2 separate regions of the Homo sapiens genome follow, and region 1 is linked to region 2. Evidence: chromatin loops called from intact Hi-C (ENCODE). Cell type or tissue: gastrocnemius medialis. All regions are shown on one strand.

Region 1 (8,000 bases), 110 kb before region 2:
AAATTGTGGTATATATACAGAGTGGAGTATTATTCAGCCATAAAAAGAATGAGATCCTGTCATTTACAGCAACATGGATGGTACTGGAGGTCATTATAAGTCAAATAAGCTAAGCACAGAAAGACAAATATTGCACATTCTCACATATTTGTGGAACCTAAAAATCAAAACAACTGAATTCATGAATATAGTGTAGAAGGATAGTTACCAGATGTCGGGGGAGGTGGGGATTTTTAATGGGTACAAAAAATAGCTAATTTCACGCATAATGACCTCCAGTTCCATCTATGTTGTTAAAAGTTAAATTCATGGAGATAGAGAGTATAATGGTTACTAGAGGCTGGGAAGAATGGTGGAGTGATGAGGAGGAAGTGGAGATGATTAATGGGTAAAAAACAATAGTTAAAAAGAGTAAACAGTATCTAGTATTTGCTAGCACAACAGGGTGACTATAGTCAATAATAATTTAATCGTGCATTTAAAAATAACTAAAAGAGTCTAATTAGATCGTTTCAACATAAAGGATAAATTATTTATTTATTTATTTATTTATTTATTTATTTTCGAGACAGAGTCTTGCTCTTGTTGCCCAGGCTGGAGTGCAGTGGCACAATCTTGGCTCACTGCAACCTCTGCCTCCTGGGTTCAAGTGATTCTCCTGCCTCAGCCTCCCGAATAGCTGGGATTACAGGTGCCTGCCACCACACCTGGCTAATTTTTGTATTTTTTAGTAGAGACCAGGTTTTGCCATGTTGGCCAGGCGGGCCTCGAACTCCTGACCTCATGATTCATCCACCTCAGCCTCCTAAACTGCTGGGATTACAGGCATGAGCCGCTGTGCCCAGCCACAAAGGATAAATGTTGAAAGTGATGGATGCCCTGTTTATCCTGATGTGATTAGTACACATTTTATGCCTTTATCAAAATATCTCATGTACCCCATAAATGTGTACACCTACCATGTACCCAGAAGTGTTAAAAATTTTTAAATGTACAGAGAATTAAAATAATGAAGAATGCACAAGACAGCATAAAAATCCTGAGGGACATACTGAGAAGTTTTATCATGTTTGTAATTGGAGTCTCAGAAAGAGAAGAAAGAATGGTATAGAAGCAATATGTGGAAAGATATGGCTTCAATTTCCAAATTATTGGAAAGTTATAAAAAAAAGTTGTAGAATAACTGTGAACCTCAAGAAGAATAATACATACAATGAAAATTTGACCCAATACATCAGAGTATAAAGCTAAGGATTTTAAAAAGTATAAAGAATTTTAAAAAGATAAACATCTTAGGCAGAGAAAAAGATAAAATAAAAAGAGAAACAGGCCGGGCGCGTGGCTCACGCCTGTAATCCCAGCATTTTGGGAGGCCAAAACGGGCAGATCATGAGGTCAAGAGATAGAGACCATCCTGGCCAACACGGTGAAACCCATCTCTACTAAAATTACAAAAAATTATCTGGGCGTGGTGGCGCGCGCCTGTAGTCCCAGCTACTCGGAAGGCTGAGGCAGGAGAATGGCTTGAACCCAGGAGGCAGAGGTTGCAGTGAGCCGAGATTGCGCCACTGCACTCCAGCCTGGGCAATAGAGTAAGACTGTGTCTCAAAAAAAAAAAAAAAAAAAAAAAAAGAGAGAGAGAGAGAGAAACAATTAGAGAACAGGCTTCTCAACAGAAGGAAAAAAAGAAAACTAAGAAGAGTAGAAGAGGATTGTATTAGTTGCATTAGTTATCTATTGGTGCATAATAAATTACTTTGAAATGAGTGGATTAAAACAACAAACATTTACTATTTCATCGATTCTATTGGTCAGTAATCTGGCAGTAATGTGTTTGGGTGGTTTTCCCTCAACATCTCTCAAAAGATTGCATTCAAGCTTTCCACTGCAGTTCAATTATCTTGAGGCCCAACTAGGGGAGGGTCCATTTCCCAATTCACTTATGTGACTATTGTCAGACCTCAGACAGTCTCCCAAGCTTAATATGGTGGCCAGCAGTCCTCATTTTTTCCTATATGGGCTTCCTTCCTGATAGGCTGCCTGAGTGTCATCATGATATGGAAGTTGGATTCCAGCTTTCCAGGGCCGCTTCACAGCATGACAGCCAGCTTCCCGGCTTCCCTTAAAGAGAGGGAATGAGAGTGAGAGAGTGCACCGAGATAGAAATCATAGTCTTTTAATAGCCTAGTCTCCAAAGTGACATCTCATTCCTTTTACTGTATTTCATTTGTCAGAACCAAGTCACTAGCTTTGCTTTGTGCTTTTTGATAGAGCAGTGTTCAAGTGAGTCATGCAGAATTAGAGTTCTAATTTATTGGTATAGAACAAATCACACCAAATTTAGTATTTTAAAAGAACCATTTTATTTTTATCATGACATAGAAATAATCTTAGGTGGGTGGTGCATGTCAGTTGGGGCTCGCTATGGTTTGAATATGTCCTCCAAGTTCATGTGTTGGAAATTTAATCCCCAGTGTAATAGTTTGGGGAGGTGGTGCCCTAATGGGAGGTATTTAGGTCATGGGGGCTCTGCTCTCATAAATGCATTAATGTTCTTATCATAGTAGGTTTATTATAAAAGAGAGTTTGGCCCCCTGTTGCCCTCCCTTGCATACTCTCTTGCCTTTATGACACCTTTTGCACATGTGATGTCTTCTGTAATAAATGTCCTCTTAATCTTGGAATTCCCAGCCTCCAGGACTGTGAACCACATAAACTTCTATTGTTCATAAATTATTCAGTTTCTGGTGTTCTATTATAGCAGCATGCAACAGACTAAAAAGACTGGAAGAACATCCACTTCCAAGATAGGTTCTTTATTCACATGATGGATACCTCAGTGGCTTTGAGCCGCTCTGTCTCTCTGTACATGATGTGCCATCCTGCAGGACCTCCATATATAGCTTGTATTTTGTACAGTGTGGTGGTCTCAGGATAGTCACATTTCTTACATGGTGTCTGGCTTCTCAGAGACAGAAAATGGAAACTGCCTAGCCATCCAAGGGCTATACCCATGACAAGGTCAGCACAAGGTCAGCATTACTTCCACTGCTTTCATTTTGTCATGGTAGTTGCATTGTCAACCCAGATTCCAGAAGGTGGAGAAATAAATGTCCTCTCTGAAGTAGAATTAGGAAGGTTACACTGCAGAAGAAGCACGTGGGTTTAGAGATACTATTGCTCTCATCTTTGGGACAATGCACTCTTTTACCATCAGCTCTCTGACCACAACAACCCACATCCCATACACTTGAAAATTATACTTATCCTCTTCCTGAAAATTTCATCCCATTATGGCTCTGTGGTCACATTTTACTGGCAAGATGCTGTATTTGACCTTGTTTTGAGTCTGTTACTTAAACTGAGAATCTTTTGTAATCTGAAGCTAATCCTGGCTCTTTCATGTATCCTCAAATTTCAGCTTAAAAAGTGACCAGTTCCTTCTTTATCTCATCTCTCTATAGCCATAGTTCATTATACACAACTAAAAGGAACCAGCTGGCTCTCTCAACATTCTGCCTTAATGTCTGCTAAACAAGATCCTCTAGTTGATAGGCTCATTTTTATTTTCTGTGCCCCCTATATTATTATTGCCGTGTAAAAAATTACCTTGAAATTTAGCATCTTAAGATAAAACAACACAAAAATTATTTTCTCACATAGTTTCTGAGAATCAAGAATCTGGAAGTGCCTTAGCTGGATGCTTCTGGCTCAAGACTCTTCATGAATCTGCAATCAAGATGTCAGTGGGGTTTGTGGCCAACTGTCAACACGCCTGAAGCTGGAGGATCAACAATCTAGGTGCTGAGTCATGTCACTATTGGCAGAACTCCTCAGTTCTGCATGGGCTGCTGGCAGAAGGTGTTGGTTTCACAGGGTAGTCAGGGAGTCCTCCCAGCATAATAGGCATCTTTTGACAGTCTACCAAAGAGAGGGCAAGTAAGAAGCTGCAGTTTCTTTTATAACCTACTCTTTGAAGTCATACATTTTTATTTCACTTTTTCATTAGCAGCAACTCACTAAATTCAGCCTACACTCAAGGAGGGAAATTAGGCTCCACTTCTTAAAAGGGGGAGTATCAAAGAATTTGTGGAAATATTCTAAAACCACCACATTTCCATTGCAGCTGTCAGCAATTTTTCTAAATTTTCTACCACAATATTACACAGTTTATCTTTTCTGCAGCCTCCAATAACACTTTTTCTGCATTCTTTTTCCACTCTCACAGTCTACTTGGGATCCTTTACTCCTCCACTCAACACAAGCTCCCAAATTCAAAGGCACATGCTTTGCATTTTTGTTAACAACAAAAAAAAAACCTGCCTCTGGTACCAAATTTTGGTTCTGGTATATATTCCTGAGTAACAAACCATTCCAAACTTTTAGCAGGTTAAATAGCAACAATTTATATGTATGTTCATTCTGTGGTTCAGGTATTTTGTCAGGGCATGGTGGGATGGCTTTTCCCTCTTCCTGCAAGTTTGGGCCTCAGCTGGAGTGGCTGAAATGACTGGAGATGATTGGCATGGCATCACTGGGGCCACTTCCAGCGCTTTAGTTCTAGAGGTCAACTTGGTTTTTCTATTCTCCTCTATGGGGTCTAATAGAGTTCAAAGAAATCAAGATAGCTTATTTTCTTGCATGTGATGCGTGGATTGAAATAGCTGAGTGGAGTCAAGCATCTCTTTTTGTCTAAGTGGCCTCTCTGAAGAGTGTAGGAGTCTCACAGTAGCTGGAATACTTTCATGGCACTGACTTCCAGAAGGAGCATTTTAAGAAACTCAAGTGAAAGTTGCAAGGCTTGACATGACCTAATCTCAAATGTCACTCAGCATCACTTCTGCTGTATTCTCTTGATTATACAAGGCCAATTCCAATCACTGTGGAAGGGGCCATAGAAGAAGGAAATTATGAAGAACCTTGATTCATTTGGGGACCATATTTGGAAATTAGCTCCCATGCAGTCCTCTACTAGCTATCTATGTGCTCACCGACTTCTAGAATACATTTTTTTATTCTCTACCCAAACTACTACTGTTTCTACTTCCTAAAACATAATTTTCATCTGAGTTAGTGGAGTAAATAAAGTTTATTACAATGAATTTTCAGATGTAACTAAATTGGAATGGATTTTATAATACATAATGACACCAAATAAACTAGACAATATCATCTCCATTTCCCCAAACCAATAAGTTTGGTTTTTAGCACCAAAGGAGCAATTTCATGGCATTGCTTGTTCATTTAAGATTTCATACACTGCTCCTTGTGCATTCTTATGTGATCTCAGTGTATAAATTTGTTCTCTAAGAATCAGTTATCACTGTTAATCATACAGTTTCTTTTCAATTACAAAAACGTGGGAGAAGGCATTATACTGAGTAGGTAGTCAATATGTTTGTTAGTGCTATTTATATAGAAAATTTTTAATATGCATATGTTTACTCAATAAGCATATGCTAAGAATCTATTTCATGCTGGGCTCTGCATAATATTTTTGTGGAAGTGTATGCCCCTGAAACAGCTGCATAATCCACTTCTCTTCCCTCCCCACCATCTTCCTTCCTGACTGCATGGCTTTAAGTACCACTCAGGCTAATTAAAGTTTCAAGAACATTGATAGCCATTTAAATCTAGTAGTTTTATATATAGCAATTTTCTCTGGCCTTTCTCTGAGACAGGTATAAGATTTTTAGATTTTCATGGCAGTAGAATGGAGCATATTCTAATTTCCTCCAAAGTAACAACAGCAGCATAAAAGAATAATCTAGTGTGCAATCTTTAGTAAATCTTTTGTTCTTCAATACTTTTCCTCCTTCACTCCCTCCTTACTTCTTCTTTTGCTCTCTTTTACTCCTTTTTTTTTAACAGTAAATAAAAGGCCAGGTGCGGTGGCTCACGCCTGTAATCCCAGCACTCTGGGAGGCCGAGGTGGGCGGATCACCTGAGGTCAGGAGTTCGAGACTAGCCTGACCAACATAGAGAAACCCCGTCTCTCCTAAAAATACAAAATTAGCCAGGTGTGGTGGTGCATGCCTGTAATCCCAGCTACTCAGGAGGCTGAGGCAGAAGAATCACTTGAACCTAACTCCATCTCAAAAAAAAAAAAAAAAGAAAGAAAGAAAGAAAGCAAAATAATACAGGGTTGCTGAAAATATCACTTTCTAATGAAATCCTCTCTGATCACATTTCTGAAACATCGTCTCTTAATGTCAGTCATATTGTTGTCTTTGTTTGCTTAAGTGCAATTAACACAATCTATAAGACTTGTTATTTGTTTTTTCTTCCTCCCTCTGGAAAACACTAAATCAAGGAGCATAGACACGTTATGTCTAGTATGCAGCTGAATCCTTGGTACCTGGCCTAAAGTTAACAATAATTTTTTTTTCTTTTGAGACAGGGTCTCAATCTGTCACCCAGGCTGGATTACAGTGGTGCAATTATAGCTCACTGTAGTCTCATCCCCCGAGGCTCAAGGGGTCCTCCCACCTCAGCCTTGCAGGCTGGGACTACATGCATGCACCACCATGCCTGGCTAATTCTTATTTTTTGTAGAGATGGGGTCCCACTGTGTTGCCCAGGCTGGTCTCAAACTCCTGAGCTCAAACAATCTTCCCTCCTTGGCCTCCCAAAGTGCTGGGATTACAGGAGTGAGCAACGCGACCTGGTCTAAACAAAGATTTGTTGCATAAATTAGTGAAATCAATTATTCCAAATGAACACAGAAACTAAGTAATGCGGTATCCATTGTTAGTCATTATGATTAGTTCCCCAATATATGCTTTCCCCTCTCTTGACAATGCCCCTATTTTCATTCAAGTTTCCACACTTCCCCTGCACAATATAAATGTTTTAGGGGAAATGAATTCTACTTCTAACTCTAAATGTGAGATATAAGCCAGGACAAAGGAAATCAGTAGGTGACATTCCTTAGGCTACAGTGAGAAAATAGTTTTTGATCCAGTTGAGCCAGGGAGAAGATCCAGAAAATGGTTTATTCACTATCAAGTAAGAAGAGCTACACATTTTTTTATGGCCTGAAACTTAACACAAATGTTGTAAGCATCCATCATTAAGAAAAAGAGTACACCAGTGACTTCCACCAATGGTCAAGTCTCAGGTCTTGACATATTTTGCCTCTCAATAGCAGCTGACACACTATGTGGTGGACACTACAATGCATTATCTAGAAGCTTTTTCAGAAATGAAAATTTTAGTATACCAACTGCCAGGATGCTGCAACAGACAGCCCTCAGCTGTCATCCCCTTCAGGTACTACCTCTGTTGAAGAGACTTTCACCCCAAGTCACACCTGCTTCCTGGGGCAGCCCAAATCCAATGACTGACAGAGGTGTGAGTATAAAGACTTGGTCCTTTCAACCAAATTTATAACAGTTCCAATGGGTTCTCTCATCCTCTGTACTCCCCTCAGGATCAGCTGAAGCCTTCACTGAGACTTACATGCAGTTTGGCTTCTCTCTGTGCCAAATTCTGTTTTGTTTTTCCAATAGGTGTTTATCACATACAATGACTCCTTAATAGACATCCCACATGCTAATGTCTAACTAATACACCAAGACATGTCACCTAGAACAAAGCCCAGTGCAAAACAGAAATGCAACTTCCTCTTCCCTGCCCCATACTGATTGTGTGTTTTTTAAGATTTAATAATCTTCCTTGAAGGTTAAAACCTTCAGAGGTCTGATAGGGATGATGTTCGACCAAGGCTGACTTGCAGGGTAGTTACTATGAGGAGATTAATATATTTTTTATTATATTTAATTATTAAGCTATTAATTATTAAGCAATTAAGCAATTACTTATATTTTTATTCAATCTTGGGGGTAAGTAGAGAATATTAGGAAGAATAGACACATGTGTACAAGTACTTATATAAAAAGTAATTATATTTTAGCCACGTGATGCTACTTAATTGTATTTGTCAATGTGACTAGTGTAAGCCCAGATAGCTGGTAAAACAGTATTTCTGGATGTGTCTG
Region 2 (8,000 bases):
TTGGATGCTGTTTACATTGTTCAACACCTTCCTGGTTATTTAGCTAACGGAAAAGAGAAGGATGGCTGAGGAACGAATGGCAGGAATGTAAAGATTAGTCCACAATTTCAGTTTGGAATGACTAATACCACAACTTCACTGCGCTCAACAACCCTTGTGTTGACACATGAGTTTGGATCCATTGTGTTTAGTAAAACAGCATGTGCCCAAACTGTAAGTGCTTACTTAGTGAGGAAGGCAAAAGAGTGGCCAATGGTTCTTAAAAATAAAAAATAAGTCGAGAGGAAGGATTTTAGAAAGTACAGGTAAATCTATAAATGCCCAGAATATGAAGCTTAGTAGTATTTAGTCCACACAGGAAGAAACTCAAGTCTTTTCTTGATTTACAAACAACAAAATGAATTCAGAATCTGGTGACAGATATAAAAAGCCTCAACTTAAAAGAAATTTAACAAGTTAAAGTAGTAATCACTGTGGGACAGGAAACATAGTATTTATCTTTGTTGCTTATCTGATGAAAATGCCACAGTCACTTTTGGCTATGACTTGGCTAATAGATCTGAATATTTAAGTGGCTTGTGAGCTTTCTCAAAGTCAAAATCGACATTTCTCTTTTTTTCTAGTTTAACATCTTGTCCTTAAGTCCTTAAGCTGAGCTTCTACTCCATAGCCATGTTCGAAGGTGCTCTGGGCAAGGAGCTGGCCCTTCCAGACCTTTTAATAGAAGGCCTTGACTGGAAGAAGACTGGCAGCAATTCAGCATTTCCACCTTTTATTTTCTGAGGGAGTGTAGATAAGGGAGCTATCAGCCTGGGCAGTAGGCTGCAGCAGCAGATCTGATTGAAGCAGAGATTTCAGTAAATTAAGAATTTGTTATCACTTAGAACAGGCTGTCCTCCTTTCAAGGAATGTGGGCAATGGCACAAGTTGATTGAAAGGCCTTCTTGTTCCAATAATACTGAATATTTATATTTCTGAGCTGAAAAGACAACCTAAAGATAAGACATGAAGAGTCTTGCATTAGATCCAGCTACATGCCAAGTGGGCAGAGTAAATGATCATCTATCTCTGTAGTAGTATAGGCTCTATACTACAGTGATGTCAAGAGCTTGAGAACGCCCCAGGCCCCCCACAGGCCAGCAAATACCTAAAAATGCGCTTTTAGGGATCTTTTTCCAGTAAATAAAAGCTGTGAAGTATAGATTCCCTTCCCCACAATTGGAATAGTCTTTAAATTATTCACAGACAATTTCTTATTAGAGTATATTTCAGATTTTTCCTGAGAATAGACTTTTAAAAGTTTAGGGCTCTTTTAAAAATATTTGTGATTGTTCTTGTTACCCATCAAAGCCCTTATCATACATCACTGTAAAGTGCATGTTTACCTATTTGTTTATCATATTAGACTATCAGCTCTGCAAAGGCATGGACCTTGTTTGTCTTCGAAACAGGTTTATCTCAGGGCCTAGCACATTGCCTGGCACTTAATAAAATCTCAGTATTTCTTGTGTAGAACTGAATTTCATTAGACTGAATTGTGTAAGAGGTTGTTTCTTGGAGATAATTTTTTTCTTCCTTTAGTGAAGGAAAAAAACAGAGCATCATTAGGAAAGACAAGCTTCATCTACTGAAAATCATTAAAAGCTTGACTGACTTTGACCTTACTTAATGATCCATCTAGTTTTCAAATAAGGTAATAGATTCAGTGACTTTTCCAAAGCCACACCAATACTAACTGGCAGAACAAGAATGAGGAGCCAAATCTTCAGACCGATAGTCAGACATTTATTCCACACAGTTGATCCTTCTATTTTAAGGTATTGCAGTTGGAAGAATGTGGAAGCACTGCGGAAGCACTTGTCAGGGAGGGTATTCAGTATCAGACACTGGCACACACCCAGTGTGATCAACATAGGCTTGTTCATCATCTACTTTTATGAAAGTTTTACCAACAAATGCTTTCTAAACTGTAGCAGTCCTTCGTCACTTGAACAATGGTTCTATTGGCTGAAAAGAAGGTTGCTGGGTTTTCCTATCTGAGAACTGGTGTCTGAAACAGTAAGAAACCTTTCTTGGGGAGTATTCTTAGAGGATTATGACATCTCTGAAACTGTTTAGGTGGCAGGTCTCTTATTTCCTGACTTTCTTCTCTAGCTTTCTGTCTCCTTGGTGTTGTTGAAATCGACCTGGCATGGTGGGTAGACATCTGTTAATAATCTCATTAACATGGGTCAATTTTGCTTAATTTACTACCTTTAACTTAACAGAAATGTACTTATTAGTGGCATACCCTCTTCTCTATAAAGAAGAATGTTGAATTCATAAATAAATAAATTGGCAGGACAGCTTCTGCAAAGTTTTAAATTCTAGTAAGCAAGCAATGTGCTATCAACCATAGCAAATTGTCATTACTGAATGACGGATAAGAACGGCTCAAAAATATAAACTAGGTTTTAAAAATCCTGTTTGTTAAAAGCAAACATCTCTGCAAATCAAAAGGTAAAACTGTACATATGCCTTGCTAAAGTTGTTTCTCACAGGAGTGCAGGTTAACAATTCTGATTCTGCTACACACATATACTGGAAGTAAACATTTAAGTAAATGGATAGCAGATGGTAGAAGCTGCATTTCTTACTGTAGAAGTGACAGTTTACAGATGGGCAGCAGCAGGAGGCTAAAATAATCCACTAGGAGTGAATTAGAGTTGGAGATATCAGTATGAACTCATGTTTAGCTTAATATAGATACATATGGCTACATATAGAAAAGTTTGTAGATATGTGTATATACATGGTTTAGGATACTCACATACATTTCCTTGTTCTGTAAGCTGAGAGTGCCTAAATAAAACAACTCCCCAGTAGGAGCAAGTACACCTAGCACCTGGTTCTTAATTTCTATAATAATACCATTATCCAATAAAAACAAAAAACAAAAACACAAGACCCCTTAGAGAAATGTCTGAAATGACTGATTCTAGGACTGGGAGATGAAATATACAGATAATCCTGGAAGATTCTGTGGTACAAGAAGGAGGTGTTTAAACAGCAACAACAACACACACACACACACACAAAACAACTACAATAAACCCCATAAAACAACCTATATTGATGGGAGTGTGGCAAAGGGGCACAAACATCAATTGAAGGAGTTTACAATGGCCAAAACTGGAACTATTTGAGCAACAAAATGCATGAAATAGCATTGAATTCTAAACTCAAATATAAAATAAGTGATCTATATTAATTCATTATCTATATTGATATAAATATATGATTGAATGGTGAAGAGAAAAATCTCCCATTCAGAAGAATTCAAAATAAATTATGTAGATGCTGCACTCTAAAAGAGGGACATTATAACTTCCCACTATACAGAATGGCTTTGTTACAAAGATTGCCATGAGGAAGGAGGAAAATGAGGAACTTTATGGTGAAGAAACACTAGAAACACTACCTTAGCCAGGTTATCAAAGTCAAGATCATGTTGATAGCATAAACCCTTGATATGTGATGAAAATGGCACTTTATCTCTGTGATCTTTGTTCTAAAAACATATAACCCATCCATCAGACAAATTTCCATAAAGGAACATCCTGCAAAATTCCTGACCCGTACTCCTGAAAACCATCAACAATAGCAAAATCAAGGAAAGTAAAGAACTCTTCAGCCAATAGGAACCTAAAGAAATATGGAGATTAAATGTAGTGCTTAATTCAGGCCATCCAGAATAAGATCCTGGAAGAGCAAAAGGACGTTAGGTAACAACTAAGAAAATCGAATGAAGTATAGATTTAGTTAATAATCATGTACTCATATTGGTTCATTAATTGTAACTAATGTACCATACCAATGCAAGATGTTAATAATATAGAAAACTGGGTGTGTAATAAGTGGAAGTATATGGGAACACTATTGTCTCAATGTTTCTGTAAATTTAAAACTATTCTTTAAAAAGTTTATTTTAAAAAGCAAATATAGCCTTTGTTTCCATTTAATGTGAGCATGTTTTTTGCTGGCATTTATTCTTTGTTTCTCAAGTCTTCTCATTTTGTTTATTAATTAAGATTTAACCTATTGTTGTTGCCTTCAAGTATTTAAAAGTCTATCACGTGAAAGGGGAAGTAAACATTTTCTGCTTTAGAGGGCAGCACCAGGACCATATAAAAACCAACAACAAGGGAGATACCAGCTCCCTAATATGGAAGCCTTTTCTAACTCCAACAATGGAAAAGGTTGACTCATAGAGTAGTTGAACTTTCTGTGCATTCGGGCAGAGACTGACTGACACCATCCATCAAGTATGCTTTAATGGAGATTTTTTTTCACTGGGTGGCCAGTTGGAGTGGAAAACCTCAAGGATTCTTCCAACTCTTTTCTAAATATCTGTGGACAAGTTGCCCAATTCTCTGTGTAGTTAAAGTTCAGACAATTTATTCCAGTGTGAATCCGTACTCACAGCCAAGACTTTCAGCAGAGAATGTCTGTCTATTGACCACAATTCTAAGTTTAGCTGATTGCCCAAAACCTACCAGCTGCACTAGTCATCCAGTAAAAGGAAAAGTAAATTAACCTACTAAGCTATGCCTTTTTGAGCCATGCCATTTGATAGGTGGTATGTTCCCTCCTTGAAGTCTTAAGGAGTCATATGATCCGATTCAGGGCTTTAGCAATGTTATGTTTATCTTACGACACACTTCTAGAGCCTTGCAAATCTAATGCCACAATCCCACAGCTTGGCTCAACCACTCCATAGTTAGGATGGCAGTGATTACTGGTGAAGTGAGAGACTGCAAATCAGAGTGATTGAGGTTAGACGGTGGGTGCATGTGTGGAAAGAAAGTTTTATATTTCAATCTCATTTTATGAGCCTGGCTTTCCCTGTTAAAGATAGAAGCTGGGAAAATCTACTGGTGCAAGGGTAAAGCAATACCTTTTTGGTGTCACAGTTTCCTTTACAAAGGGAACTCATACATATGGGCCTCTTCCCAGACAAAATAATAAAATCTCTTGGTTTTTCCCACACCACCCTCCCTGTCATAAAAGGGAACATGAAAATGTTTTCTTGATCAACCGGTGTTTATCGAATGTTTTTGGTTCACAACACACCTAGAATATTATTGTCTTTCTGCATACACACTGGAGTGAACAGAAAAGGTGCTGGAAAACAAGAACTTTGCTGATTTTTAGCTAACCTGACTGCAACCTATTACAGATGAAAGACTAATATCTCAGCCTGTGTGGCAGGAAGATCATTTCTTTAATAAACCAAAATTATTATTTTTATTATAAAAATATTTATATTCAGCTCATGAGCTTGAACCTTATAAAATGGCCATTTATAGTCAGTTAACGGTAACTTCTTATGGTTCATCATAATAGAAAATATGAATTTCTAGAAAAGTATGAAGAAAAAAGTAAAAAAAAAGTCTCATCTCTATAGCTAAGGGATCAGATATTTTACATTTTGCTGTATGGTACGTCAATACTTTGAGTTTCCCCTACTCTTACATACATACATGTACTTTACATTATTTAAATCATGTCACAATGCATAATTTTTGTGACCTGTTTCTTTCCATTAATATTTAATAAGTACCATTTCCCATGTCATTCATTATTCTATAGTATGATTCTCAGTGACTCTGTCATATCCAGTCACATGGATAAGCAAATTAATTTAATTTAAGCAACTTTCTATGATCAAATATATGCCAATATTTAAACTTATGCTGCTATAAGCATACTTATAAGGGAAACTTTTACATACATCTCCGATTATGCTTAAGGTATTTCTGGATCAAAGTACGTGCACATGTTCAGACTTTTTTTTTTTTTTTTTTTTTTTTTTTTTTGAGGCTAGATCTCACTCTGTTACCTGGGCTGGAATGCAGTGGTGCGATTAAAGCTTACTGCAGCCTCAACTGGACAGGCTCAAGTGATCCTCTTGCCTCAGCCTCCTGAGTAGCTGGGACCACAGGCACATACCACCATGCCTGGGTAATTTTTTTTTTTTTTATTCTTAGAGACAAGGTCTTGCTATATTGTCCAGGCTGGTATTTAGATCATTCAGATTATTCACACATTGCCAAATCACCTTCCAGAAGGCTGAATCCACCAAGAGATGTAATCATGCATCCTTCTCACCAGCATTCTGTATTATCATTGTTTTAAATCTCTACTAATCATTTGTTTCTTATCTGGATTTCTCAGGGGAGTTTCATGGTCACTAAAGTCCTGTTATGTTTGGCATTTATGGTGACCTTTCCACTGGAATTTTAGGGATTAAAACACCTCAGCAGCCTGCTTAGTGCTATGCCCTTCCTTTCAGAAATTCCAGTCCATTGCAGACATAGATTGTGGTAGCTGCAAGTAGACAGTGACCTGCGTCTTTATTCTAAAAGGAGTTCTGTGTTTGAAATTATACTTCTTCAGCCCCTAATTAAACTTCACATCTAATAATGAAGTCGGGCAGAGGACCTACCAAGTGAGTGATAGTCCACTCATTATTAGAGGCAAATTCACTACCTCTTGTCAGCTGCTACCATGTTAGATAGAACCTTACTAAGTTAGAACAGATGCTTGGAAGTCCATGGCGTCTAGTGGAAAGGGGAGTAGTTAAAATTAGACAAGGATATAGCTTGTTGAATGTTGAGGAAATAAGCAGTTCTTAAAGAAGAAGAAGAAAAACCTACCTACCTAAAACATCTGAGGTTTTTTCCACTCCAGTGGCCAGTACTTGGCTAATGTGTAAAGAACATTAAAACAGTCTTCAATTCAACAAGAGGATACATTTTAAAAAAATTATTAAACCTATCCAATTATTTTTAAAAAGGCTGATTTGTGAAATAATGATTCTTCCAGAGTGCTCAGGCAAACTGATCACCCCCCTTTGAAACAATCACATGATACATACTTATGTTATTCACACTAATTATAGAAATTTAGAATTATTTTTACCAATTTGCCTCTACTACTAGCCCATGAGTTTTATTGCTAACTAATATTCATTAATATTATATAGGGAATGGATCATATGATTTCAGGGCTTCTCAGTTAGCCTCTTAATGCCTCAAATACTCTTACACGATTAGAAATGGATTTTTTATTTAAAATTGTAATACCTCTGGATAGCAACAGATTAAGTCTCATTAATAATTCAAAGTGAATGAATTATAAAATTTTCTTCTGGGAGAGGAGGATGACATGAAGTGGAGAAACTGAGTGCCTTTGGGCAAAGTATGACGAAAGAAAAAAGTGGAGGCATAGAGTCCTGAAGACAAAATTTGCTGACTACATATGTTGTTGTTCTTTTAATTTTTATTATTGTTGTTTTATTAAGGGTCACTTTTAGACGCAATTGATGTTCTGTATGATTTAAAGCTGCTCTTTATTTTTAAAAATCCTAGCTTAGGGCCATGATATTGTGGGGGAAATTAAGTTTTCTTAATTTTCCTACAGTCAATATGATATAAAGGTCATTCATTAAGCTCTGCCCAACTCTTTCACTTGTAAAAAGATCAAATAAAACTGTTTTATTAAAATAGCGGCAGTAAAAGCAAGGAGGAAGAAGGGATGGAACACAGGGTGTGGTTGGGATCCAAATGTTCCTGGCATTGCTGGAGTGAACTACTTTGACACCAAGTATTTAGGCTTACCAGTTGATCTAAATACAGTCTCATTCTCTCCCTCACTTGAGACTAAATATCATTCATTCTTTCAATCATTCACTTAATGAATATATGGTGGGTACCGAATCTATGTGCCAAGTCCTGCAGTGGGCTCTCAGGTTACAGCAGTCAACCAATTAGATAAAAACTCTCTGGCTTCATGTAATTTACATTAGAGTTAGATGTCCCTTGGAAAAATAGGATTAAACCCCAGATGGGTATAACTGTGGCAACAAAGGAAGAGGTTTTCAGTTTAATCCTAAAACAATCTGAATTTAATGAATCTAGTAAAATCTTAACTAGCAAAGCAAATGCCAGTCTATCCCA

What was found. Hi-C counts contacts between places; a loop is a spot of excess contacts. Peaks named below come from ENCODE experiments on the same cell type or tissue, not always from the same donor. Only the 100,000 strongest peaks of a DNase experiment are listed, where the experiment ranks them.
Region 1: a loop joins it to region 2, with 3 times the contacts of the local background. A loop is called at or near these places in 4 of 110 quality-filtered maps.

What each region holds. Positions count from the first base shown.
Region 1 is chr3:106,453,293-106,461,292 of GRCh38, reverse strand. The region is part of intron 5 of LOC101929485 (a long non-coding RNA gene); the gene reads left to right. Among named protein-coding and RNA genes, the nearest start is that of CBLB, 590 kb to the right of the region's middle. In gastrocnemius medialis, no CTCF peak of the experiment used is centred here; a DNase peak (open chromatin) is centred at 3,802; H3K27ac peaks cover 2,538 bases.
Region 2 is chr3:106,342,195-106,350,194 of GRCh38, reverse strand. No RefSeq gene overlaps it. Among named protein-coding and RNA genes, the nearest start is that of CBLB, 480 kb to the right of the region's middle. In gastrocnemius medialis, no CTCF peak of the experiment used is centred here; DNase peaks (open chromatin) are centred at 4,734 and 7,610; H3K4me3 peaks cover 1,899 bases; H3K27ac peaks cover 7,654 bases.